Linked DNA regions of Homo sapiens: region 1 is linked to region 2. The links are chromatin loops, found by intact Hi-C in ENCODE. Cell type or tissue: endothelial cell of umbilical vein. All regions are shown on one strand. Links, peaks and the distances in the headings refer to the core of each region. The heading gives the core; the rest is flanking DNA.

Region 1 (13,180 bases), core at 2,194-10,193, 410 kb before region 2:
TCATTTATTTTTCATTCTGTCGTACTCTGTACCTTTTTATAGGCCACTTCAATTTGTTTTTTACTAGAGCTGGAAACATGTTACTTCTCCTATGAACCAGCCAAGTTTTTATGTGCTTATTATGGATTCAACATACCCCTCTTCTCAATTCACAACAAATGGCTCCTCTCTATCTGAGATAGAGCAAGTTGAAGTCCTATCCCTCCAGTACTGTACTTTACAGTGTGAAGGCTTGGGACAGATTCTCTTCCACAGCCCCCAGAAGGAACCAATCCCACTGACACCTTAATTTTATACTTCTAACATCTATAACTGTGAGACAATAAATTTTTGTTGTTTTCAGCCACTAAGTTTGAGGTGATTTGTTCTGGCAGTCCTAGGAAACTAATACAGTGCCTCTATTAAAACAATTCATCTTGTTTACTCCAGTTTTGTTTTTTTTTGGCATATCTGTTTCAGACTGGACTATGTACTTATCAAGAGAAATGACCTTATCTGTCATATACTTCACTCTGTGGTATTTATGTGAGGGACATAAAATGTAAGATATGATATGCTATGTAAGATATGATACCTGCCTTAAAATCCAGTGTTTATTCATCAAATTTTTATTGAGTGCCTGATGTAATTATGTAACAGCCACTCCTCAGGATACTGGTCATACAACGGTGAGCACAGAGATGATGGTCTCCTCTCTCGTGGAGCAAACAGTCTGGAAAATTGTGGGGTGGGGGGGACATTAAAAACACAATCAAAAGGAAAATAATTGCACAAAAATAATTGTCAAGCAGGAGAAAAACATCTGTATGTAAAGAAGAGGAAGCAGCGATCGTTCTTGGCCATGGGATGATCTGGAAAGGCTTCTAAAAGGGGCAGTAGATTTTAATAAACAGCACACAGAGAGAGAATATTTCCTTGTGAAGAAGAGAATGGGGAAGGACCCCTGGGTCATTAGTAGTTCATTTGCCTGGAGCATAGAGAAATAGAGTAAGTAGAGTAATCATGGCAATAGTTTTTTGGGTGTTTTTAAATTGCTTACTAAGTATCAGCCTTACATTATCTCATTTACCTTCACATTTTTTTGACGTAGGCTGTTGTCATCCCAATTTACAGATAAGGTTGTTGAGTTTTCCTTAACCATAGCTTTATACTTATTATTATACTATACTACCTGTCACTCAGATTTATTCCTAGGGATAACTATAATTTGAAATGAGATCTCTGACTCCACAGGCTCTGTTTTTTTTTTCATTCCACAACAGAGAATTATTCCCTAAAATGCAGAGTCAGAAAGATAGGTTGCAGGCAGATTTTAGAATACTTCTATTACAAAGGCTATAAAAATATACTTTACAGTAAACAAAGGGGAAAATCAAATGTCTGCAAAGTAGTAACATGATACATGCTAAAACATTGAAATAGGAAAAAATATTGGGGGAAGTAGGATTCCTTAGCACTTACTAAAGGAAAGATCCAGATAAGAAATGTAAATGTACCAGGCTTGGTGTCTCACACCTGTAATCCCTGCACTTTGGGAGGCCGCAGCTGGTAGATCACTTGAGGCCACGAATTTGACACCAGCAGGGCCAACATGGTGAAATCCCATCTGTATTAAAAATATAAAAATTAGCCAGGCCTAGTTGCATGCACCTGTAATCCCAGCTACTCAGGAGGCTGAGGCAGGAGAATCGTTTGAACCCGGGAGGTGGAGGTTGCAGTGAGCCGAGATTGTGCCACTGCACTTCAGCCTAGTCGACAAAGTAAGACTCTGTCTCAAAAACACACACACAAAAAAAACAACAAGTTATGTAAATCCATCGTCAGAATGACTTAGTGTGAACAAGAAGCATCTCAGTTGTCTGCTAAAAATTCCTGCTTCTTCGCAATGAGAATATTGAAAAATCTCTCTTCAAGGTGGTGGATAAATTACCTCAATTTGATCATTACACAATGCACCCATTTAAACACATATCGAAACATCAGATTGTACCCTATAAGTATGCACAATTATTATGTGTCAATTATATTTTTGTTTAAATTCTACTTCCAGTCACCACCCCAGAGGACTGCTGACGTGAGGAGGTTTTAGACAATATTCTGTTCTGGCCTAGCCAAGGGATTAGGGAGGCAATGTAAGCCAAACTTCCTTTTTCACAGCAAGCTCTTGGACTGCAGGGATCACATTTCATTCATCTTTTTATTCCCTTTTCCCCTAAGTCCCAGACCCTTGCTCATAATAAGCATGTGGATGACTTGAACTGAATTGTAAGAGTGAAAGACTCTTGTGAAAGAAGAATCATTAAGACTGTGTGAATTTAAAAAGAGAACGAATTCAAGAGAACATGCTTTGTAAGTCTGGGAAAGAGAACGTGCAGGGTACAAGGGCGGTAACATGTGACCAAGAAGAGAAGAGTAAAATGAACTCACTAGCCAATTACATTCCAGTGATCTGCTACTTAGAATGCATGACTGAACTCCTGGGTGGTCTTATAGCCACTGGGTACTTTTTTTCTGCCAGACTTTGAAAGCACTTTGAAGACAGGGTGTCATCTAAAGGTTGGTGATTTGTATTGAGTTCCCCCACCCTAGAACTGGCAGGCACCATTCTCTTTGATAAATATCATAGGAAGAAATCAGAGAATTGTATTTTCCATTGAAATAGTTGGAAGATATATAGAGAAGCCTAATGTGGTTTTCTGAGTTGGAAATTTGCTAGGACATAGGGATGTGAATGCCCATCTTCTCAAAAGACATCCTGTAGATGCCAATAGATCTGAGCAGCAGGATGGAATGTATCAAAATAAATGGCAGGATTATCCAGTGCTGGAGCCCTTATTTAAGAAGCCCATATTAATTGAACTGAACATAGTTGGCATTCCAACAAATATATGCTGAAAGAAAAATAGCAAAAACAACTTAGGGGATATGTTCTCTCAAGTGGTTTATAATTTGTTTCCTAACCTTCTGTCACTGAACCTGGCTGGATATGGAAAGGTCCATTCTACTTTCATTCTACTTCAGCTACTCAGATCTTAGTTGTACCCTAGAACTTTTCATGATGGATAATTGTACCCTTCTATACTTTTCATTTAAACCATGTCACTCACCAATAATCACCTACATTTTCAGCTAATTGCCTCTAGTGCCTTGGCTCCAAACATTCTTTGACCCCACTGTATTTACACTTTTCCTCATTCCTTTATACCACTAAAATTTGCAGTCCCCTTCTTACTTAGCTAATATTTTACAATCTCTCCCACAAACACCCTCAAATAGCCTTGCATCTCTCTTCTTCATTGTGTTACTTTTGTAAAATCCAGGCCCTATTTAAATACAATGTTCCATGTATTCTGTGCCTGAACCTATGCAGCTGATGTAGCTGAAGCAAAGCAGGGGTATTGGCTGGCCTCACTTTAAATTCTTCATCCTTAATTGGAAATGTATCTTCATACTCCCTGGTAATTCTACTTTACATATTTTTACACCTATTACTTTTCCTGAACTTCCAATACTGCCTCGCTCCTCTTCATTTTGGTTTATGAACCTGGCTTCCTATTTCACTGGGGAAATAGAAGTAATCAGTAATAACTCGCATGTCTTTTCACCACCACATCGACCAGCCCATCCTATCTGTACATGTTTATTGTCTCTTTCTTCCTGTTCTTACTTGAGCTGTACATGCTCCTATCTGATCACACTTATGCACAGGGTCTCATTCATTCTCTTTCACTTCAGCAATTAGACTCTTCCTTAAAAAATAATTTTCTGTCTCAACTTGATTATTCCCACAATAGTGCAAACATGTTGTAATACCTTTTTTCTTTAAAATAACCCATTTTCTTTAAAATAATTTCCAACTATCAACTGATTCCTCTGTTTCTCTCTATATAAAATTCCTTAAAAGAGATTTCTTATGTTGCTTCTCTCCCTTTTCTCTCTTCCCATTCTCATTTGAATCTACTTCAAAAGGTTTACCATACTAAGAAAAAAAGCTCTTCTCAAGATTACCTATGGTTTCCATAGTGCTAAATTCAGTGATAAATTTAGTCTTTGTCTTAATCAGCCTCTCAGTATCTTTGATTCAGCGGGTAATTATCTCCTTCTTAAAATACTTTCTTCACTTGACTTCTGGGAGCTACTCTCAGTTTTCCTATTCACTTTAGATGTTCCCCTAAGCTCTGTTTACTCATTTATCTCATCCCTCCACTGGAGTTCACTGGAGTTCAGTCCTTAGATCCTTTCTCTATCAGCATTCACTCACAAGGTGATATCACATAGCCTTTGAATAGTATCTGAATATTGATGATGGTCAAATGTTATTTCCCCTGAACTCGAGATTCTATTCAACTCCTACTAGACATCCTTACCTGCACAATTAATAGACACATCAAATTTAATATATCCTAAGTTGGACTCTTGATGTCCTGCTCCTCCAAACCTGGTCCTCTTGCACATTTTCTATCTCATTAAATGTCTATTTCTTCCCATTGCCTAAGCAATTCAGAGTCACTCTCGAAGTGACTTTTCTCATTTCCCCATGCATATTCGATCCATCAGTTGTGTTAATTATGCCTTTTAAATGTGTCAAGAATCTAATTACTCCTCTTCCACTGCTAACTTTTGTTGAAATGACCATCAGCTGTCTCTTGGATAAATACAATCCTTTACTTTTGGTATTTCTGATTCAGCATTTGCTTCCTTATTATCCGTTCTGAACATAGCATCTGGGTCAGAGGTCTTGTCACCCTCTGTGTCCCAAAGTCTACAGTGATTCCCACCACCCTCCTTATCAAGGCTAACAAGGCCCTACATGATCTGGTCCCCACTTCTTTTCAGACCTAATTTCTTCTACTTTTTTCAGGCTTCACTCATTAGCCACACTGTCCTCCTTGGTGTGCTTCCACTCTTAGCACATTCCCAGCAAAGGCCTTTTGTTCTGATTGTCCCTCTTCTTGGAGCTCTCTTCCTTAAATATCTGCAAAATATCTGCTTATCTTCTTCCATCACATCCTTCAGGCCTTTCCTCAAATGCCAATTTCTCAGGAAGGTTTTCCCTGGCAACCGTATCTAAGATTACGCTTTCCTACCCCAGCACTATCTAACCCCATCCCTGCACAGTTCTCTTCCTATTTACAGCCATCTAACCTACTACATATGTGACATATCTATGTATTGACTGTTTTCCCCTCTAGAATATATGTACAATGAGGGCATGGATTTTGTTCACTGTTTCATTTCCAGCACCATAAAGAGAACCTGATATATAGAAGACCCTATATAAGTAACAATTGAATACTTAAAGGCAGGCAACTCTGGGGTTTCTTCCCCAGACCTCTGTACCAGAAATTGAAATAGGAAATAGAAGATATTGAGGATACTAGGTATTCTCTACCTGTGTTATTGACCAGAAACAGCAACATATAATTTTTCTTTACAGGGACTAAGCTAATCAATAATGAAGCAATGTCACTGACAATCACACTCATAGAATGAATTTTAATAAAAATATATTTTTATTTTGGATGCTTTTTGTTGCATTTGAGAGAATGAATTGAGAATTTTTGTTTTTTTAAGTCAGGTGGACTCCTAATAACTTTTAAAGGCTAAGTTAAAAAGGTCTCATTTTCTCTAAGGCATTTATGACTTACCAGTCAGTCAGTCACTCTTTCCTCAGCATATTTTATGTATATCTTAACTCTAGCTCTTATCACATTATTTCATAGTTTGCTGTATTGGGTTAATTCCACAACTAGGCTTTGTGTCCCCAGGAGCTACAACTGCTTCTGTCACATAGTAGGTTCTCATAAATCTTTGTTGAATAGCTTATGTAGACTCAGATGCCACAAGATTGGCAATAATTCACTGTTATTACAAAAAGAGAATTAATATAAAACATCACCTTGTTTGTAGACATATTAAAGAAGAAGGGAACCATGAAACACAATCTTTAGGAATTACAATGTGTCCTCTAAGTTTTGGATTTAATTGTCCTACCTAAATCTTAACAAACAAAAGCACATTGATACTTTATTTGTCTTCTTCTTATGTTTTGTATTACCCTGACTTAGTCACCAGATGTCACTATGAGACTGTTGTCCAGGTCACTCTTTCTTTAAACAAGAAGGAAACAAAGACCTCACATGAGGCATGGAGCAAAACCTATGTCCTTGTGGAAACACCTTATAAATGTTAAGGCTAGTAGATTTAGGGTTTTATTTTAGAGTGGATTTTGGCATGGCTTAGTGTGTAAGAAAGAGCACTGGACTGGGAATCGAGAATCCTGGATTTTAGCCCCAGTTCTGTCATTTTAGAATAATTGACCACCTGGTAGATTTCTTTACTTTTCTGGCCTGTGAAAGATATCCTCATCTGAAAATAAGGGTGGCAAAAGAACCTCAAAATCTTCAAGCTCTAACATCCAGTGATTCTATTCCCTTCTTTTGCTAATTTCTTGGAAAGTAGCCAGAGGTCTTTACTACCAGGGATGATTTGGAAAGTCAGCATAAGTGAGAATAATGAGTACCTATTGCATACTCTATTTTATTCTAAACACAGTCTCTGCTAGGTTTTGACCTACCATGAAGTGGGGAAACCTTTATGGTCACTCTCACTTCTACACAGTCTCTGTATATTGGTGGTACACATTGTGTGAAATACCTTTTCCATCTAGAGATTGCTTCATTTTTTTATTATAAAAACATTACACAAAATTTGTTTAAGGTGTCATGTAAATATACTTTTAGTGACTGTCATTTTTGGGTTTCACTCTCAGAGGAAAATGAATTATTTATATTAGGTATTTCTGAATACCTAATCTGAATATTCTTGCTTTTTTTTAAAACCAGTTCTCTGCAATGTTCACCCATCCACCTACCTAAAATATGCACCACTTAATCTTTTATTCATGCTGCTCCACAGCGTCCTGTAATCATAACCCACTTGTGGTAGACTCAGACACTGTTGTTGTATGAATGCCTCATTTATCTCTTTCTGTGCATATTTATGTTTCAGTTAGCTATTTTCATTGCATGTAGTTCCTTCCATAGTGTGGGTTCTCGTATTCTCAGCCATTTTCTTTGTCATTATTTTACTCAGAGTCGAACCACAGAGTAAATATTTTTGAGAACAGTCTGAATTACATGGAGCCTTTAACACTTACAGGCACTATCCTAATACCCAAATTATTATATAGAACAAGTTGACACAGGCTTTTATAGAATTATCTAATCCTGAAACATATCTTGAGTATTTACTAAATGCTCCACACTGTTGATGTTCTGGGATTGAAACAGCAGATAACACAGTATGGCACAGAGAGAGCAGGAACAAGCATTTACACAGCAAAGTGGTGACCGTTACAGTGGAGTTGTGTGCAACACACTGTGAGAGGCTAGAGGATGGTATAGACTTACCCTTGAGCTGACCTTCAAAAATAGTCAGGAGGGTTTGCATGGGAGGTTGGGAGTCTATTCCAGGCAGAGGGGACAGCAGAGGCAAAGAAAAAGAGGTTTGAGACTACATATTAGACTGGAGAAGTGCATATGGTCTGTACTTACTGCTTAGCAACAGAGTAGAATGATTTGCTGGGAGGTGAGACTGAATTAACATTAATCTATTGATTTCTCTTTGAAATTTACAAAATTTTCTCCTCTCCCCTTCCTTCTTTATGTATTTTGGTTCTACTGGAGTCAGTTCAGGTGTTTCTTAGGAAATTGTTCTTTATGATCTCTGTGAGTTGACATTAAAATATACATTATGTATGTTCTGTGACACATTGTTACTCTTACATGTTAGTTGTTTAACACCTACATGGGCTCTTGCCTCAGCTAAACAGTGAGTTCTCAAAGATCACATTCATGATTAGCAGCCACACTGAATTATTATTACATGGAAGAATGGAAGGCAGGAATGAAGAAAGGAATGGTGGGAGGGAGGAAAGAAGGTAGGAAGGAAAAAGAAAGAAGGGGCGGAATAAGCACTTGTAGTGGAAGATGGAATTAATGTTTTTCAAGAGTATCTTAGTTTCTAAGATGCTCAAATACAATGAGAAATATATTTGAGCATCCTGAATTGTGTGAAAGTTTTAAAATAATATTTGTCAATGTTCAGGAGAAAAATCCTTCTGAGCATGTGAAACAAGAGGAAGACCGAAGGTAGATATGCATAGAACCCTATCCACAGTTACTGAGTATGTTTAGTAGTGTAGAAATTGAGAAAAACTGCCTTATAGAGAGCTCAGCTCCAAAATGACTGGCATGAGATTTAAACTCAGCATGTATAGGTCACATAAAATAATATCACACTCCAATCTTAGATATCATAGACCCTAAAAGGGCAATAGTGCAAGGTCTTTCATTGCACTGTCTTGATATTTCTAAGTCAAACTGCTTTTTGTTTCAAGGAAACACAACCTCTTGAGGAAGAAACTTCTGAGATGGCAGCTGCCAGAGATATACAAGCTGCCCAAGTGAGGGGATAGGAAAAGCTGAAGACAGGCAGACATGACTGTGGGTCCAGGCTCTACCTCTTGGTAGCTATGTGACCATCGTCAAGGTGCTGTGTTTCTTCTACCCAAGCTTCAGTTTCCTTGCTTATTAAATACAATGAGTTTTTTTTTTCTTTCTGACAGAGGGGGCAGCAAAGACAAAAAATTGATTACAAGAAAGGGAGTATCTGAAAAACTCGGCATCGTGCCTGACACGTAGTTAAGTGCTCGGAAAATAATAGCCATAATTATTGTTGACAAGTCTGGAGCAGGAAAACAAACAAGCATACAGAACACAAGATTAGACTGTAGGTTAAAAAATACAAGGTCTAGTTCTGGCTCTGTCATTTATTTGCTACATAACCTCAGTCACATGTGTTGTTTTCCCTCATCTATACAATTGGAGAATTCTACCTATTGTACCTACTTGGCAGCATCATATGAGATTATATAGATATAGATATATATAGCACTATATGGTCTAAGGGATCATTTTTATTACAGACTTGATTTGAAAAATGCAGAGTTCCACTCCCTCAAGATGAAGCACCCGTGCCTTGTTCTGCCTGACAGCCTAGGACTGATGCTACTTGCAGAATTTTAGTGCTCTGGTTACTGAAAACAGTATCACATGGCACCGTGCAAAGTACAGTGCCCATTTTATGGTCTTATGAAGCACACATGCCAAAGTTGAGAGTTTAATTGAAAACCTAGCAGTTTTTCATGATGGCTCACAGTACTTTACATTTTTAAAGAAACTCTTAATAGGTTAGCAACATGGTGTTTTGTTGTCATGGTTATCATAAACATCCAAGTCACTATCGAGTGTTATTCATTTGTAGGTTATTTAGTCAATCATTCTACTCACTATTCTTAGAGATTGATATGATTTAAAGATACTATTGTTCTTTTCAATTCTTGTTTCTGCAATTAAGATATACTACAACATTTTCTTACATTAATGCCAAATCTTTTTAAAAATGTCAGCTTTCTTCCAAATAGTCTCCTCAAATAATACGTTAAGGACTTCCAGAAAACATGGGGACTACCAAACCAATACTCACTCTTTATAGCTAAGGAAAACTGAGCTGCAGAGAGTTTTAGAGATTTATACAAACTTCTATGGTGTTAGTTGAAGAATATTAGTTGTTCTTGCCTATATGTTTTCAAAGGCAGATCATGTCATCCTTGAAGGTAAAGTCATATTTTGTTTTGTTTTGTTTTAATTCAGTTTACTTCATAGCATTTGTATTTAATATAATTAATTCAGCAAATGTCACTTGTTTCTTTATATTGTTACATTTTGTTTTATGTTATCCCTGGTAAGTCATTATAAACTTAGTTTTCAAAATAATTTCCACACGAACAATTTTGTTATATCTTAGCCATATCCCTTTGAAGAACATAGTATAGTTATCACTCTATTATAAATTTTACTTGCCAAATGATGATATTGAAGTTCAAAGAATTTATGGCCTTGCTCAATGTCTCATGGCTAGTAAAAGAAGATGTCAGAACTTAAATACAAGTCTCTGACACCAAGCTTTCTCTAATCCACAGAAAGTGTTATTTAAATGAAAATATTAATTGCTTAGAGAAAGTAAACTTGAAGAAATAAGGAAGTCAGTTTTGCTTGGAATTAGAGGTGATAATTTTCATTCTCTTCAGAGCTCTGGTTGCATGTGAAACTAAACTGGATTGGAATCCCATTATGTAATTTGAAGTATCGTTAGTCCTTAAGACACTAGACATTGACATGTTTAAGCATAATTTTGTAAACTCCATTCAGAGTAAGATATAATGTAATTGTTTTTGAATTCCCCATACTAATGCCTTTCTTCACCAGAGAAGTTAATGGTGCCTTCTATATGTGACTTATATGTGCACTTCCTCAAATTATCAACAAACAACTGAACTTGGCTTCCTCAGTGTGAAAATATCTTATTGCTTTCAAAACATTGCAATATTACAACTCCAAAAAAATGTAATTTTGATCATATGCATTTTACTAAGAAATAATGGTTATTATTATATTTGGTTTTATTTATTCTGTATTACAGTTAAATACCATATAGTAAATATTTATTCATATGCTGCTTCCTCTTAAACAGGCTTTGAGATAGGTTCACATGTGCAATAGATTAATAAAATATAAGTACACATGAAAAATTGACAATGGTTGAAGAATGATGGATAATGCTTGAATAAAAGAGGAAAGAATGAATTTTCTCTAAATTCAGCCATTATTTATGTATTTTATAATCATAGAATTTTAGAACAAGAAGAAATCTTAAAGTTTTTATTATTGAATATCTTTTTTTATAGCTGAAAAAATTATAGACCTAAGCGTTTTGCCAAATATCACACAGTCAATTGGTACCAGCACCAGGACCAGGACATAAGTTATTTTTTAACTTTGTGCCAGAACATCCCCAACCTGACACATCTGACTTCCTTAATAACGCATTACTTAATAATTTGACTCTACTTTCACTTTTCCTTTGTAATCCCCAAAGTGAATTACATGACCAGAAAGCAGAAGTTCAGAAAGAATATATTTATGATCAAACTTTGTCTTCCCTTTTCAAATATATTTTTCTTATTATTTGCTTAAGCGAGCACATTGAGTGAAGAATAGCATCTAGCAGTTTGCTCATTCAATGTGCATTGCCGATAGCTACCATAAATATTGTAAACCACTGATACAACTTTTTCTTTTCTCATTCCAAAAAAGGACATAGGCAGGGGGAGCCGTGTGAATATCCCATCACACCATGGCTGGATTATTGGCTAGTACAACTCTGAGTCCTTCTATCTGCTCCCAATCAATTCCAGCCACAAATTTTATGCTCATTGAATCCATGAACAAGAACATCATCTTAAAATATTGACTTATCAGAACAAAATAATCAATGACTCATTTAAAATTATTAAATCTAAACTTCTTTAACAAAGCTCTACAAAATCAAACCCTATGAACTAGTATTGTAATGAGGGAGGGAAGGTATGCATAGGGCAAGTTTTAGATTTTAAATTGGAGAAGTAAGTGCTATTTGAGGGAGATTCAGGGAAGGATCCAATCCTAATATCAAAGTCAGAGGCATACTCCGTCATGACAAAGGGGGACAAGAAGCAATGGAGGCAGGATGCAGTATTGTCCTCAGAAAAGAAGCTTGAACCCATAGAATGACTCCCATAGAAGAAAAAGGCACAGGTGGAACTTCCCAAGGACTCTCTTCTCTACATTGGCAGGCCACCTGGCAGTTTCTGGGGACTGAGACCCAGGTGCTTTAGCCAGATGGGGTTGCCTCTGGGAAAATGCACACAGAACTGATCTTACTCTGCCTTCCTTTCTAATCTCCAGGGTTTCCTGAACAAGTTTCACTGAATTTTTGATCAGAAGCAGCTTTGGGCTGTTTGAAAAAAAAAATCTGTTGATCTGCATAGTTCTTTATGCACCATTAAATAGAAGGCACCTCAGTTCAGTCTTTTACCATGAAACCAAACATACCCTTTTTAGGTCCATGTTGGAATAGTTCTTTGACCAAATAAAAAAGAAAGGATTATATATCAGGTTATGAACAAAGAGCATGTGTGATATGATAGAGACAGATTGGTCAGAAAGTACACGCTGGCATTCTGAACTGGATTTAGGAAGACTGCTGTTCCAAAATCACTTTAGAGACTATATAAGCAAAACAATAAATTACAATGTAAAATAAAAATATTAACACTTCTATTTTTATATAAGATAATTATCATTTAATGTAGTATAATATTTAATATAATAGATTAACACATATTCATTATTCATGTATCAGAAATACATTTTCCAAAATTTTCTCTGATGGGTGAAGCATCAAAGAAGTTTGGAGACTGCCACTCTGGACCTTCTCTTCATAGGCTCATGAATCTTGCAGAACTATTCACTTCAACATTTTAGAAAGACATGAGCAGATTACAGATGAATCTGCTTAGCCTTCTGGAATAACTACGGATATGGTTGTGAAGCCAATGTGAGTTTACAGTAACTAGTCAAACTGAGGGGCCAGAAAGAGGATGTGAAAATGCCTTGCTTTTCTTCTAGAATATAGACATTCAATGGATAAGAAAAAAATAATAAAAACAGGAAAACTGAGACCCAGAGAGATATATTTAAATGTCTAAGATAACAAACCTCATAACAAGTGCGTGAGCATTTGAATTCAGTTCAATTTTTTATCAAGGCCTGTGTCTTGCTGCTACAACTTGAAGCATTTGTTCTTTTGTTTATATTATTTACATGACATAATAGCCTCTTTTCTGTCCTTTCCTTTACTGAGTCCTTTCCTTCCTTCAAAACTCAGTCCCTCTTTTCCATGAAGCCCTACTGATGATTCCAGCACTTATTATTCAGTGTCTTTTTCCAAACTCCAGACATGAACTTTGTTTATTGAGAGTTTACTCCATGCCAGCCACATAGGCATTTCACATCTCCTCACATAACTCTGTAAGTTGTTGTGGTAGGCAGAATAATGGCTCCCAAAGATGTTCACACCCTAATCCCTGAAACCTATAGATACGTAACATGACAAAAAATTTACAAATTAAGGCGATGTACATTAAAACACACAGCTTATCCTGGGTTATCTGAGTGGGTCCAATCTATTCACATGAGCCCTTAAAAGTGGAAGAGTAAACTAGAACAGTTCATCT
Region 2 (13,180 bases), core at 1,700-9,699:
CTGCCTTCATTTTGTTATTTACCCAGCAGTCATTTAGGAGCAGGTTGTTCAGTTTCCATGTAGTTGTGTGGTTTTGAGTGAATTTCTTAATCCTGAGTTCTAACTTGATTGCACTGTGGTCTGAGAGACAGTTTGTTGTGATTCTGTTCTTTTACATTTGCTGTGGAGTGTTTTACTTCCAATTATGTGGTCAATTTTACAGTGTGATGTGGTGCCGAGAAGAACGTATATTCTGTTGATTTGGGGTGGAGAGTTCTGTAGATGTCTATTAGGTCCATTTGGTCCAGAGCCGAGTTCAATTCCCGGATAACCTTGCTAATTTTCTGTCTCATTGATCTGTCTAATATTGACAGTGGGGTGTTAAAGTCTCCCACTATTATTGTATGGGAGTCTAACTCTCTTTGTAGGTCTCTAAGAACTTGCTTTATGAATCTAGGTGCTCCTATATTGGGTGCACGTATATTTAGGACAGTTAGCTCTTCTTGTTGAATTGATCCCATTACCATTATGTAATGGCCTTCTTTTTTTCTTTTGATTTTTGTTAGTTTAAAGACCAGGATTGCAACCCCTGCTTTTTTCTTTTGTTTTGTTTTCCATTTGCTTGGTAGATCTTCTTCAGTCCCTTTATTTTGAGCCTATGTGTGTCTTTGCACGTGAGATGGGTCTCCTGAATATAGCACATCGATGGGTCTTGACTATCCAATTTGCCAGTCTGTGTCTTTTAATTGGGGCATTTACTCCATTTACATTTAAGGTTAATATTGTTATATGTGAATTTGATCCTGCCATTATGATGCTAACTGGTTATTTTGCCCATTAATTGATGCAGTTTCTTCATAGCATTGATGGTCTTTACAATTTGGTGTGTTTTTGCAGTGTCTGGTACCCGTTGTTCCTTTTCATGTTTAGTGCTTCCTTCAGGAGTTCTTGTAAGGCAGGCCTGATGGTGACAAAATCTCTCAGCATTTGCTTGTCTGTAAAGGATTTTATTTCTCCTTCACTTAGGAATCTTAGTGTAGCTGAATATGAAATTCTGGGTTGAAAATTATTTAAGAATGTTGAATATTGACCCCCACTCTCCTATGGCTTATAGGGTTTCTGCTGAGAGATCTGCTGTTAGTCTGATGGGCTTCCCTTTGTGGGTAACCCAACCTTTCTCTCTGGCTGCCTTTAACACTTTTTCCTTCATTTCAACCTTGGTGAATCTGACAATTATGTGTCTTGGGGTTGCTCTTCTCGAGGAGTATCTTTATGGTGTTCTCTGTATTTCCTGAATTTGAATGTTGGCCTGCCTTGCTAGGTTGGGGAAGTTCTCCTGGATAATATCCTGAAGAGTGTTTTGTAACTTGGTCATTCTCGTCATCACTTTCAGGTACACGAATCAAATGTAGGTTTGGTCTTTTCAAATAGTCCCATATTTATTGGAGGCTTTGTTTCTTTTCATTCTTTTTTCTCTAATCTTGTCTTCTTACTTTATTTCTTACTTTATTTCATTAATTTGATCTTCAATCCTTTCTTCCTCTTGATTGAATCTGCTATTGAAGCTTGCATATGTTTCATGAAGTTCTCGTACTGTGGTTTTCAGCTCCAGCAGGTCATTTAAGCTCTTCTCTACACTGGTTATTCTAGTTAGCCATTCATCTAACCTTTTTTCAAAGTTTTTAGCTTTCTTGCGATGGGTTTAAACATCCCCTTTTAGCTCGGAGATGTTTGTTATTACCCACCTTCTGAAGCCTACTTCAGTCAACTTGTCAAACTCATTCTCCATCCAGTTTTGTTGCCTTGCTGATGAGGAGCTGTGTTCCTTTGGAGGAGAAGAGGCATTCTGGTTTTTGGAATTTTCAGTCTTTCTACTCTGGTTTCTCCCCATCTTTGTGGTTTTATCTACCTTTGGTCTTTGATGTATGTGACCTAAAAATGGGGTTTTGCTTTGGATGTCCTGTTTGTTTGATGTTGATGGTATTCCTTTCTGTTAGTTAGTTTTCCTTGTAACAGACAGGCCCCTGAGCTGCAGGTCTGTTGGAGTTTGCTTGAGGTCCGCTCCAGACCCTGTTTGCCTGGGTATCACCAATGGAGCCTGCAGAACAGCAAATATTGCTGCCCGATCCTTCCTCTGGAAGCTTCGTCCCAGAGGGGCACCTGCCTGTATGAGGCAGCTGTCGGCCTCTACTGGGTAGTGTCTCCCAGTCAGGCTACACGGGGTCAGGGACCCACTTGAGGAGGCCGTCTGTCCATTATCGGAGCTCGAACGCTGTGCTCCAAGAGCCACTGCTCTCTTCAGAGCTGTCAGACAAGGACGTTTAATTCTGCATAAGCTGTCTGATGCCTTTTGTTCAGATATGCCCTGCCCCCAGAGGTGGAATCTAAAGAGGCAGTAGGCCTTGCTGAGCTGCAGTGGGCTCCACCCAGTTCTAGTTTCCCTGCTGCTTTGTTTACACTGTGAGCATAGAATCGCCTACTCAAGCCTCAGCAATGGTGGATGCCCCTCTCCCTGCCAAGCTCCAGCATGCCAGGTCTATCTCAGACTGCTGCACTAGCAGTGAACAAGGCTCTGTGGGCACAGGACCTGCTGAGCCAGGCATGGGAGGGAATCTCCTGGTCTGCTGGTTGCAAAGAGCATGGGAAAAACATAGTATTTGGGCAAGAGTGTACTGTTCCTCCAGGTACAGTCACTCACAGCTTCCTTGGGCTAGGAAAGGGAAATCCCCCAACCCCTTGTGCTTCCCAGATGAGGTGACCCCCCATCCTGCTTTGGTTCACCTTCTGTGGGCTGCACCCACTGTCCGACCAGTCCCAATGAGATGAATCAGATACCTCAGTTGGAAATGCAGAAATCACCCATCTTCTGCATTGATCTCCCTGGGAGATGTAGACCAGAGCTCTTCCTGTTCAGTCATCTTGGAAGCTCTCCCAAAGCAAGGATTTAAACTCAACTGAAAGTTGAGCAAAAGGTCTTACCTTTGTTCTTACTTTACAATAACATAAATAGTGGCCATAAAAATTGATTGATATGGAAAATCTTTCTTTATAAAGTAAGCAACAAAAATAAGCAATTGCTAATGCTGGTGGATAAATAAAAACAAAGTAAATACGTCTAAGAAGAATGATTACAAAGATCATTAGATATGTTTTAGAAGTACTTACAAAATTAGGGATTTGGGTATATGTTAGTGATTAAAATTATGATGCATATTTTAAGGAGATTCTCTGTAAATGATCCATAGATTCAGATGAATTGCATACTCACTGAGCAATTATTTTATTCTCTGGCACAATAATTATTCATCTCAAATTGGCAGAAAACAAAGTGATAATAGCTGTTTGTATAATGTAAAATTTAGAATAAAATATATATTGGAAGTCCTCCCTAAGTCTTTTCTCACATATATTGATAACTGTTGATATTATCTTGGATGATGTTACACATTGGTTCTCTTGATGTTTATGCATCAAGAAAGGTCAATAAATAAAAGTAAGTATTGCTCCTTGCTTGACTGAAATAGGGTTCCTAATACGTCTTTTATCTCATCTATCTATTTAAATGTAAATTTCAAATATTTGCCTTAAAGAACTTTGTCTTTTTAAAAACTTTTTTTCTTTTCTTGAGACGGAGTCTTGCTCTGTTGCCCAGGCTGGAGTGCCATGGCGCGATCTCCACTCACTGCAGGCTCCGCCTCCTGGATTCACACCATTCTCCTGCCTCAGCCTCCCGAGTAGCTAGTACTACAGGTGCCCGCCACCACATCTGGCTAATTTTTTTTGTATTTTTAGTAGAGACGGGATTTCACTGTGTTAGCCAGGATGGTCTTGATCTCCTGACTTCGTGATCCCCCCGCCTTGGCCTCCCAAAGTGCTGGGATTACAGGCGTGAGCCACCGCCCCTGGCCTTAAAAACTTTTTATTTTGAGTTAATTATAGAATTATATGCAGCTGTAAGAAATAATAGAGAGAAATCTGATGTGCTCCTTATTCAATTTCCCTCAATGGTAACCTTGAAAAAATATTATGTAATATAGTAGAATATCACAGCTAGGATATTGGTATTGAAAGGGTCAAGATACAGAATATTTACATATTGAAGCAGTTTGGTATTTTTGGAATAAATTTCATTTGTTTCAATGCATAAAATTCTTTTTATATGCAGCTGAATTATATTCGTCAATATTTTAAGAATTTTTACATATATGTACATGAGGGATATTGATCTGTCTCATTTTCTTGGCATCCTTTTATCTGGTTTCAATATTAAGGTAATACTGGATTTATAAAATGACTCAGAAATGTTCCCTTCTACATTCTGGAACAGATTGTATAGAATTTATGTTAATTTGTTAAATTCCTGGTTGATTCTCAAGGAAAACATTCTATTCCTTAGGATTTCTATTTTGGTAGTTTTAAAATTACCAATTCAATTTCCTTTACATTTATAGGGCTATTCAAGTTGTCTATTTCTTATTGGGTGAGTGGTATAGTTTGCGCTTTTTTAGGAATTAGTTCATTTCATCTAAGTTGTCAAATGTTATGTACATAGAGTGCTCATAGTACGCTTTTATTACCCTTTTGATGTCTGCAAGATCTGTATTGATATCCCTTTTTTGATTCTTGATATTGGTAATTTGTGTCTTTTCTCTTTTTCCCTTTTCAATCTTGCTAATTCGTCAATTTTATTAATATTTCCCAAAAACCAGCTGCTTGTTATATTCATATCCTGTATTGATTCCTGTTTTTAATTTCACTGCTTTCTGCTCCTATCTTTATTATTTCCTTCATTCTCTGTGCTTTGGTTTTATTTTGCTCTTCTATTTCTAGGTTCTGGAGTTTGAGTTTGTATTACTGACTTGAGACTTTACCTCTTTCCACATGTGTGCATTTAGTACTATACTTCCCCCTCTCAGCACAATTTTATAGTATGTCTGACAAATTTTGGTAAGTTTGGTTTTTAATTTTATTTATTTAAATGTATTTTATTTTCCTTAAGTCTTTCTCTTTACTCCTTGGGTTATTTAGAAGTGCTTTGTTTAGTTTCTAAGTGTTTGAAGATCTTTCCCTCATGTTATTGATTTCTAGTTTGATTCCATTGGGGTAGGAGAACACAGTCTGTATAATTCCAATCTTTTTAAATTTGTTGATATTTGCTTTATGGCTCAAGGGGCAGTCATATGTTTAGCATATGTTTTATCAGCACTTCAAATAAATATTTTTTGTTGTTGTTATTGAATGGAATGTTCTATCAATGTTGATTAGATTCTTCTGGCTGATGGTGTTAAGTTCTTTATCACTGCAGATGTTTTGCCTAGTCCTGTTGGTTAAACAGCAGTATTGAATTCTCCAACTGTAATTGTGAATTTGTCTATTTCTTCCTTTTAGCTCTACCAGCTTTTGCTTCACAAATTTTAAGCTTGTTTGGTGCATACACATTTAGGATTGTGATGTCTTCTTACTGGATTGACTCATTAATCTTGATAAAATGTGCCTCTCTTACTCCAATAATTGTTTTTGCTCTGAAGTCTATTTTATTAGATATTAATATAGCCACTTTAACTTTGTTTTGATTAATGTTTTATGATTTTTTCCATCCTTTAACTTTCACAAATATTGTTATATCTAAAGTGAATTTCCTCTAGGCTCAATATAGGTCATTTTTAAATAAAATCTAGTCTCCCAATCTCTTAATTGGTATTTTTAGACTATTCACATTTAATATAAGTATTATATAATGTTATGGCTTAAACCTATTTTTTTCCTGTTTGTTACTTTTCTGAATTTTTTGGTTCATTTTTCCTGTCTTCATTTGAGTTGCTTGAAAATGTTTACAAATTCCATTTTTATTTATCAAGTTTTTTGAATGTATTTCTTTGTATCACTTTATTGGTGATTTATCTAAGTATTACATTATTTTTACATAATTTATCTCTGCTGGCATCATCCTTCAACTAGTTCAAATTAAGTGTAAAACCTTATTTGTCTTAAATATTTATCTTATGTTCATTTAGATGAATGACATAAAATTTTATTTTTGTTTCAACCATTAAATCACAATTTAGAAAACTCAACAGAAGTCTGTTGAATTCCCTATATTTTTGCTTAAGAAAGTTTATTTTATCATTTCCCTTCTTCTTAAGAAACTTCTATTAACCATTTTTTTTTCAGGGCAGGTCTGCTTGGTGGTGACAAAATCTTTTCATTTTACTTCATCTGAGGAGACCTTGAGTTCTCCTTCATTCCTGAGTATTTTCCCTGGGCATAGAACACTGGGTTAACAGTTCATTTTTTTCAGCATTTGAAAAATGCAGTGCCACCTTCTGGCCTCCATAGTGTCAAAGGAAAGATCTGTCATTCATTTTTTTCCACAATAGATAAGATATAATTAATTTCTCACTACTTTGAATATTTGTTTTAGTTTTTAGAAGTTTAATAGTGATATATTTTGATGTGGATTGCTATGGGATTTATTAAATTGGGTTTAACTCTGATTCTTTAATTTGTAGTTTCTTTTGCTAAATTTGGGAAGTTTTCAGTCACTATTTCATTGAGTTCTTAGAACTGATTTTTCTCCCCTCTTTCTAGGACACTAATAACACAAAAGTTCAATCATTTTCATGTAGTTATTCAACTCTTTGAGCCTTTTTAATTTTTTTTCCAGTGTGTTTTCTGTTTTTCAGATTTGGTAATTTCTATTTTTCTATCTTCCAGTTCACTTATTCTTTCTTCTTTCCTCTCCATTCTGCTGTTGAACCTAGTATTGAGACTTTTACTTTGGTAACTGTATTTTTTAGTTCTAATTTTGTTTTGTTCTTTGTGATATCTTCCATTTTCTTGCGAAGTCATTCTATTTTTTTCATTTGTTTCAACTATGTTTATAATTATTCATTGAGGAATTCAAAAATGAGTGTTTTAAATCTATTAACTTGGTACAAACGTAATTGCGGTTTTCACCATTCTGTTCAATGGCAAAAACCACAATTACTTTTGCTTCAACCTATTATTTGAGATAATTTTAACATATCTGTTACTTCAGTGTTAACGTCTGCTGTCTTTTTTTTTTTTTTAATTCAAGGATGTAACTTTTCTTAGTATGATAAGGGATTATTTTCTGTTTTCAACCTGGACATTTTGGGTATTTTATGAGACTACAGATCTTATTAAATCTTCTGTTTTATAAAAGTTTATAATCTCAGCTGGGCGCAGTGGCTCACACCTGTAATCCCAGTACTTTGGGAGGCCAAAGTGGGTGGATCACTTGAAGCTAGGAGTTGGGAGCTAGCCAGACCAACATAGTGAAATCCTGTCTCTACTAAAAATATAAAAAAAATTAGCCGGGCTTGTTGGTGGGCACCTGCAATCTGAGCTACTCGGGAAACTGAGGCAGGGGAATCCCAGCTACTCTGGGAGGTGGAGGTTGCAGTGGGCTGAGATCACGCTACTTTACACCAGCCTGGACAACACAGCAAAGACTCCATCTCAAAAAAAAAAAAATGTATAATCTCCTGGCTTTCTCTGACTCAGCTCCAGCAGAAGGGAAACACTGCATTATTACTTTTAAGTAGCAATAGAAGTCCAAGTTCCCCACCGACCTGGCTCCCCACTAGGCCTCTACTGATGTCTTCCTTGCTAGGAGAGGTAAGAATACCCCTCATTACTGCTCCTCAACTACTTTCCCCTAATGCCATGGATTGGGTGGCCTAATTACCACTAGACAGTGCTAGAAGACCTAACTATCCAGTAGGCCTCCTCTGACAACAATCCAGAAGGGAAGAAAGGATTCCTCTTTTTACTGCCTGGTGGGGATAGAATTGCAGGTCCTCCACATTGCCTCCATGTAAAGTAGGAAGAGTGGTTAATTCCTCCCTGGTTGGAATGCAAACTGAGCCTTCTCTTACATCACCCTGGAAGGGAATTGAGGAGGCACCTTGTTATAGCCTAGTAAGGGTAGAAGTCTAGTCTCCCCAGTCAACTTTTGCTGACTTGGGTGGGGATTGTGCCTCAGTTTTTCTGTTTTTGAATTTGAATGAAATAGAGTAGTTACTGTTTAAAACTTTTCTGCACCTTTCTTTGTCATTTGACTAGAGAGAGAAGGCTTTTGTTGGTGTTTTTTTCTTTCTGTTTTGTTTTGTTTTACTTTTGTTTGTACCTCTGGGTGTTTCTAGGTTACAAGCTTCTTCAGCTCCAAATCTTGAATATATGAGGAAAATAAAACCCAGGGGACTCACCATCATACCGTGAGATCCCAATATTCCTAGCTGACCTGGCTTCTTCTCTTCACTATTTACATTCTTTCTGTTTCTTTTATATGCCATGTCCAGAGATTGTGGTTGTATTTAGAGGGACTAATAGAGAAAAGTGTACCTACTTTACCTTCCCAGAAGTAGAAGTCTGTGTTGTATACTTTTGTTATTGACAATCATGTTTCTGTTTTCCCACCAAAATTTCATTGTTTCACACAAGAATTTCTTTTAGATACCTACTCTGAGCAGAGTGGTTAGTGTTGGGTCATATACCAGAGGCAGGGTTGGGAGTTTATCAGAGTCCCCAGCTTTACTTTAGCAGGCTGAAGAAGGCTTTGTAGTGAAGTGGAATTTGTATCAGCCTTGGAGTCAGATGAATTTGGAATAGTAGACTTAACTATGGTTGTTATCAACCATGTGACTATCAGGTTCCCTATCCGTAAAATCAAGGGAAAACCTGTCTCATGGTGTAATTGCAAATTTCAAGTGATTTATTTGAAAATGTACAAGGTATCAGGTGCTCAACAAGTACTAATTTTGTTTTCTCTGTTGCTCACTTGTAATGTGGAAATGCAAGTATCTATTACTTTCTTACTTTAATATAGCCAAGCTTTTTAGATATCAAAGAAGTCTATTTATGTTATATGAATCAAAGGCTAATGATCAGACTTGCAAATTGAAAACAGGCCACTCCTTTTACACTAGAGATTTTACTAAACAGAAAAATCTTTTCATAGAAACAGCATCATTTTTTTCTGTCCTTGAGGTAAGAGGAGCTTGCAATGAAGAGAAGTATAAGCCATGAAATAACGAGTTTTTATAACCATATTTCTACAGTTGATTATAAAATCTGCTCCCCCTCCATTAATTATTACATCTTAAGAAAAGAAATGTGAATATAGTAACCAGCTATAGAGCAGAGCTGCCCTGTATGCCTGATCATAAAAATCATCTGAGGCATTTACTAAAATTAAAGTTTCCTAGGATCCAGCTATACAGTGTGTGTGTGTGTGTGTGTGTGTGTGTATTATGAAAATATATTCTAGTTTTGGCCATGAAACATTATCAACATCAACACGTTAGGACTGCCAAATTGGCGTATATGTAAAACCCTAAAACCAAGTGAACACTAATCACATCTGGAATCAATATATGTGCCAGATAATTTGTAATAGCCAATTAGATCACGTTTGGGAAACACAATGACCTACTATTTACTATAAAAAAAAAACTGCTTCATTTTCATAGCTCAACAGTGTGTGCTTTTACTGTGCAATTTTCATGCTGTCCCTCAACTTTCCAAATACTAGAAGGTTGTGTGTGGACCTCATTCTGTTGAGGGCCCTCAGGATGCACCCAATCCACTGTAGACAACCTCAACAGCCACCAGAGAGAGAAGCAAGGTGACTAATGTACCATTGCAGGAAAACACCTTTTACCCTGCCCCCACAAAAATAAGTGTGTGGGTGTGTGCTCTTTGTATTGATAATAAGGTTTAATATATAAATACAAATAATTATGTGATATATCTATATCTCCACACACACACATATATATATAACATTATTATATAAGTCACTGTGGCTCACTGGAGGTCATAAACACCCCCACTTCCACTGCCAGACCTACTGAACCAAAATCTCTAGAGGAAAGGCCTGATAATGTACGTTGTTAGCCACCATGTCTTTTTGGATTTCGCAAATGTGCCTTTAGATATCAACATTCTTTGACATTTCATCCTGAAAATGCAGAATTGTATTTGAAATTAATAAGGTCTTCCCAGATGCCCTTATTTTTAAAAAAGAAATTATTCTACAATCCCAATATTTTATTGCTTAACAAAATGGGGCCAACAGACCCCTTGAAGTCCCTGAAACTCTTTCAGAGGATTTGCAATGTCAAAACTATTTTCCTAATGATACTATGATGTGATTTTGCCTTTTTCTGTGTTCACATTTGCACTGATGGTGCAAAAGCAATGGTGGGCAAATCTTCTGGTGTCTTAGCACAAATCAAGGTAGTGGCAACCAAGTGTACTGTAATTATTATATTCTTCACCAGCCACAGACTTGCAGTAAAAATGAATAAATGCAAGTTTCACTTAATGTCCATAATGAAGCAAAACAATTTTTTAAACTATCTTTTTTTACATGCCTTTTTAATTTTCTGTTTCACAAAATGGAACCTACATATGCACTATTTATGCTGCATTCTGAAATATGTTCGTCTAGGGAAAAAACATTTGTGCCATTATTTGTGTTGAGAGCTGAAATAATCATGTTTCCCACAGGAAATCATTTTCACTTGAATGTAGGATTCAGAGATAAACTGGCTATTTAGACAGGCATTTGGCAGACTTCTTATGTGAACAAAGCAAGTCTGTCACTTAAACAGAAAAAAAAAGCTAATGGTATTTTTTTTCTTTTTTGCCAATGCTACAATTTGAGTTTTCAAGCAAAAATTTAAATTAAGAAAAATTGATAACATCATTATGAGCTTGTCAATGTCTTCATACTTAAAGATATTTCTGATGAGATTGGTGGTGATATTAATAATGTGATTTTGAATATTGTATAATGAGATATTTTAACATTTGGAAGATCACTTAACTGAGTATTTTACAAATGACCAATGCATGCTATTATAAAATCACTAATGGGTAAAATACTCATTCATGATGCTAGACAGATCAATGGACTTTAATGTAGCAAGGACAAAAAGTTCATTGATATGATTTCAGATTTGACAGTGTAATTAAACTCTGAGGAAATTACCATTTGTGAAGTTTTAGTATCAAAAAGAAAGGATCTACAATTATCTGAAAATGTTTTTAAAAATACTTCTCTCTATTCTGATTACATAGTTGTGTGAGGCTAGATTTTCATCAAGTTCTTCAACCAAACAATAAATTATAATATATTGAATGTAGAAGTAGTCAGATGTAGTGTGTTTTTAAAAAATATAAAGTAATCTCATTCCACTTAGTATTTTTGAAATATTAAAATTATATTATTTATACTATCACATAACAAATTAATTTTTTAAATAAATTAATACAAATATGCAAGATCTTTTTATTTCAGTTTTACAAATGAGAAGTAGTCATAAATATAACCCACATAAATAAAAGCTGGCAGAAATTTTTCATATATTGTAAGAGTTATAAATGGATTCTGAAACCAAAATAGTACAAATCATTAGTGTAGAAGATTACAAAGCAGTCCTATGTATGCATCAGACATTGTTAATTTGTCTTTGATACCTTGAAGTTAGGCCAGGTGTGGTGGCTCAAGCCTGTAATCCCAGCATTTTGGGAGGCTAAGGTGGTGGATCTCTTGAGGTCAGGAGTTTGAGACCAGCCCAGCCAATATGGAGAAATCCCATCTCTACTAAAAATACAAAAAAATTAGCGAGGCATGGTGGCACACACCTATAGTCCCAGATACTCGGGAGACTGTGGCTTGAGAATCCTTTGAACCCGGGAGGCAGAGGTTTCAGTGAGCCAAGATTGCACCGTTGCATTCCAGCCTGGGCTACAGACCAAAACTCCTGAAGTCTTTTAACTCGTATTTGTTTAATAAATGCATAAAATAGAGTTATAAATTTTATTTGCAATATGTATTGCTAATGTGTAGTGATATTTTTCCCAAGACTTATCCCAAGGAAGTGAAATGTCTATATGTCTTAATGCCTGACTCTATACTTAGAAAAGGTGTATTATTATTTTGCTCCATAAAGATCTTCTAGGACCCTCAATTGAATTCTTGGAAAATGACATTATCCCTTTTAAATAGCCATTTTCCACAGCAGTGAGTTCAAATCATGAAAAATTAAACAAAAGCTCTTTAGCTTGGATAAATACACATCATGAAGACTGACAGCCTATGCTAAATTATAAGAGAAGTTGAGAAGACTATTGAAGATTACAGAGAAGGTGGCAGGAGAAAAAGGGAAACATTTTTTGTGTATGTAATAGGAGCTAGATGTACATAAATTCTCATGATAACCTGAGCATGTAATTATTGAAGAAATTTTATAAATGAGGAAGTAGATGCCCAGAATTTTAGAACTGATACTGAAATCCAGTTCTATATGTCTTCAATATCAGTGTTTTCATTGACCCTAAAGGACTCTGCACTAATCTGGGAAGTTTCTCTCTTTCTCTCTTTCCAGTGAATCTTCCTAAGACAGTACTTGCCATAAGATAATACCTGCACCTTTTAATTCAGAGTGAAGATGACACAAGGCTTACATAAATTCACTTTACTTTGTCAATATTCATATTTGGCATGAACAATAAATTGCATATGCCAGTACAACTAGATTCCTCAGGGATCTAGAACTAGAAATACCATTTGACTCAGCCATCCCATTACTGGGTATATACCCAAAGGATTATAAATCGTGCTGCTATAAAGACGCACACATATGTTTATTGCGGCACTATTCACAATAGCAAAGACTTGGAACCAACCCAAATGTACAACAATGATAGACTGGATTAAGAAAATGTGGCACATATACACCATGGAATACCATGCAGCCATAAAAAAGGATGAGTTCATGTCCTTTTTAGGGACATGGATGAAGCTGGAAACCATCATTCTCAGCAAACTATCACAAGGACAAAAAACCAAACACCGCATGTTCTCACTCATAGGTGGGAACTGAACAATGAGAACGCTTGGACACAGGGTGGGGAACATTACACACCGGGGCCTGTCATGGGGTAGGGGTAAGGGGAAGGGATAGCATTAGGAGATATACCTAAGGTAAATGATGAGTTAATGGGTGCAGCACACACCAACATGGCACATGTATACATATGTAACAAACCTGCATGTTGTGCACATGTACCCTAGAACTTAAAGTATAAAAATATATATATATATATGAGAAAAAAGTTACCTTTTGAGTAAAATGAGTGGAATGAGCTTATAATGTAAGGACAGAGA

What was found. A loop is a pair of places that touch in the nucleus more often than their neighbours do. Peaks named below come from ENCODE experiments on the same cell type or tissue, not always from the same donor. Only the 100,000 strongest peaks of a DNase experiment are listed, where the experiment ranks them.
Region 1: it touches region 2 in a loop (14-fold over the local background); 6 of 110 quality-filtered maps call a loop at or near these places.

The regions. Positions count from the first base shown.
Region 1 is chr11:89,610,112-89,623,291 of GRCh38, reverse strand. No RefSeq gene overlaps it. Among named protein-coding and RNA genes, the nearest start is that of TRIM77, 94 kb to the left of the region's middle. RefSeq lists a silencer at 8,457-8,751. In endothelial cell of umbilical vein, for the core only: no CTCF peak of the experiment used is centred there; a DNase peak (open chromatin) is centred at 8,681.
Region 2 is chr11:89,198,694-89,211,873 of GRCh38, reverse strand. All of the region lies in intron 2 of TYR (tyrosinase), which reads right to left. Among named protein-coding and RNA genes, the nearest start is that of TYR, 27 kb to the right of the region's middle. In endothelial cell of umbilical vein, for the core only: no CTCF peak of the experiment used is centred there; a DNase peak (open chromatin) is centred at 6,283.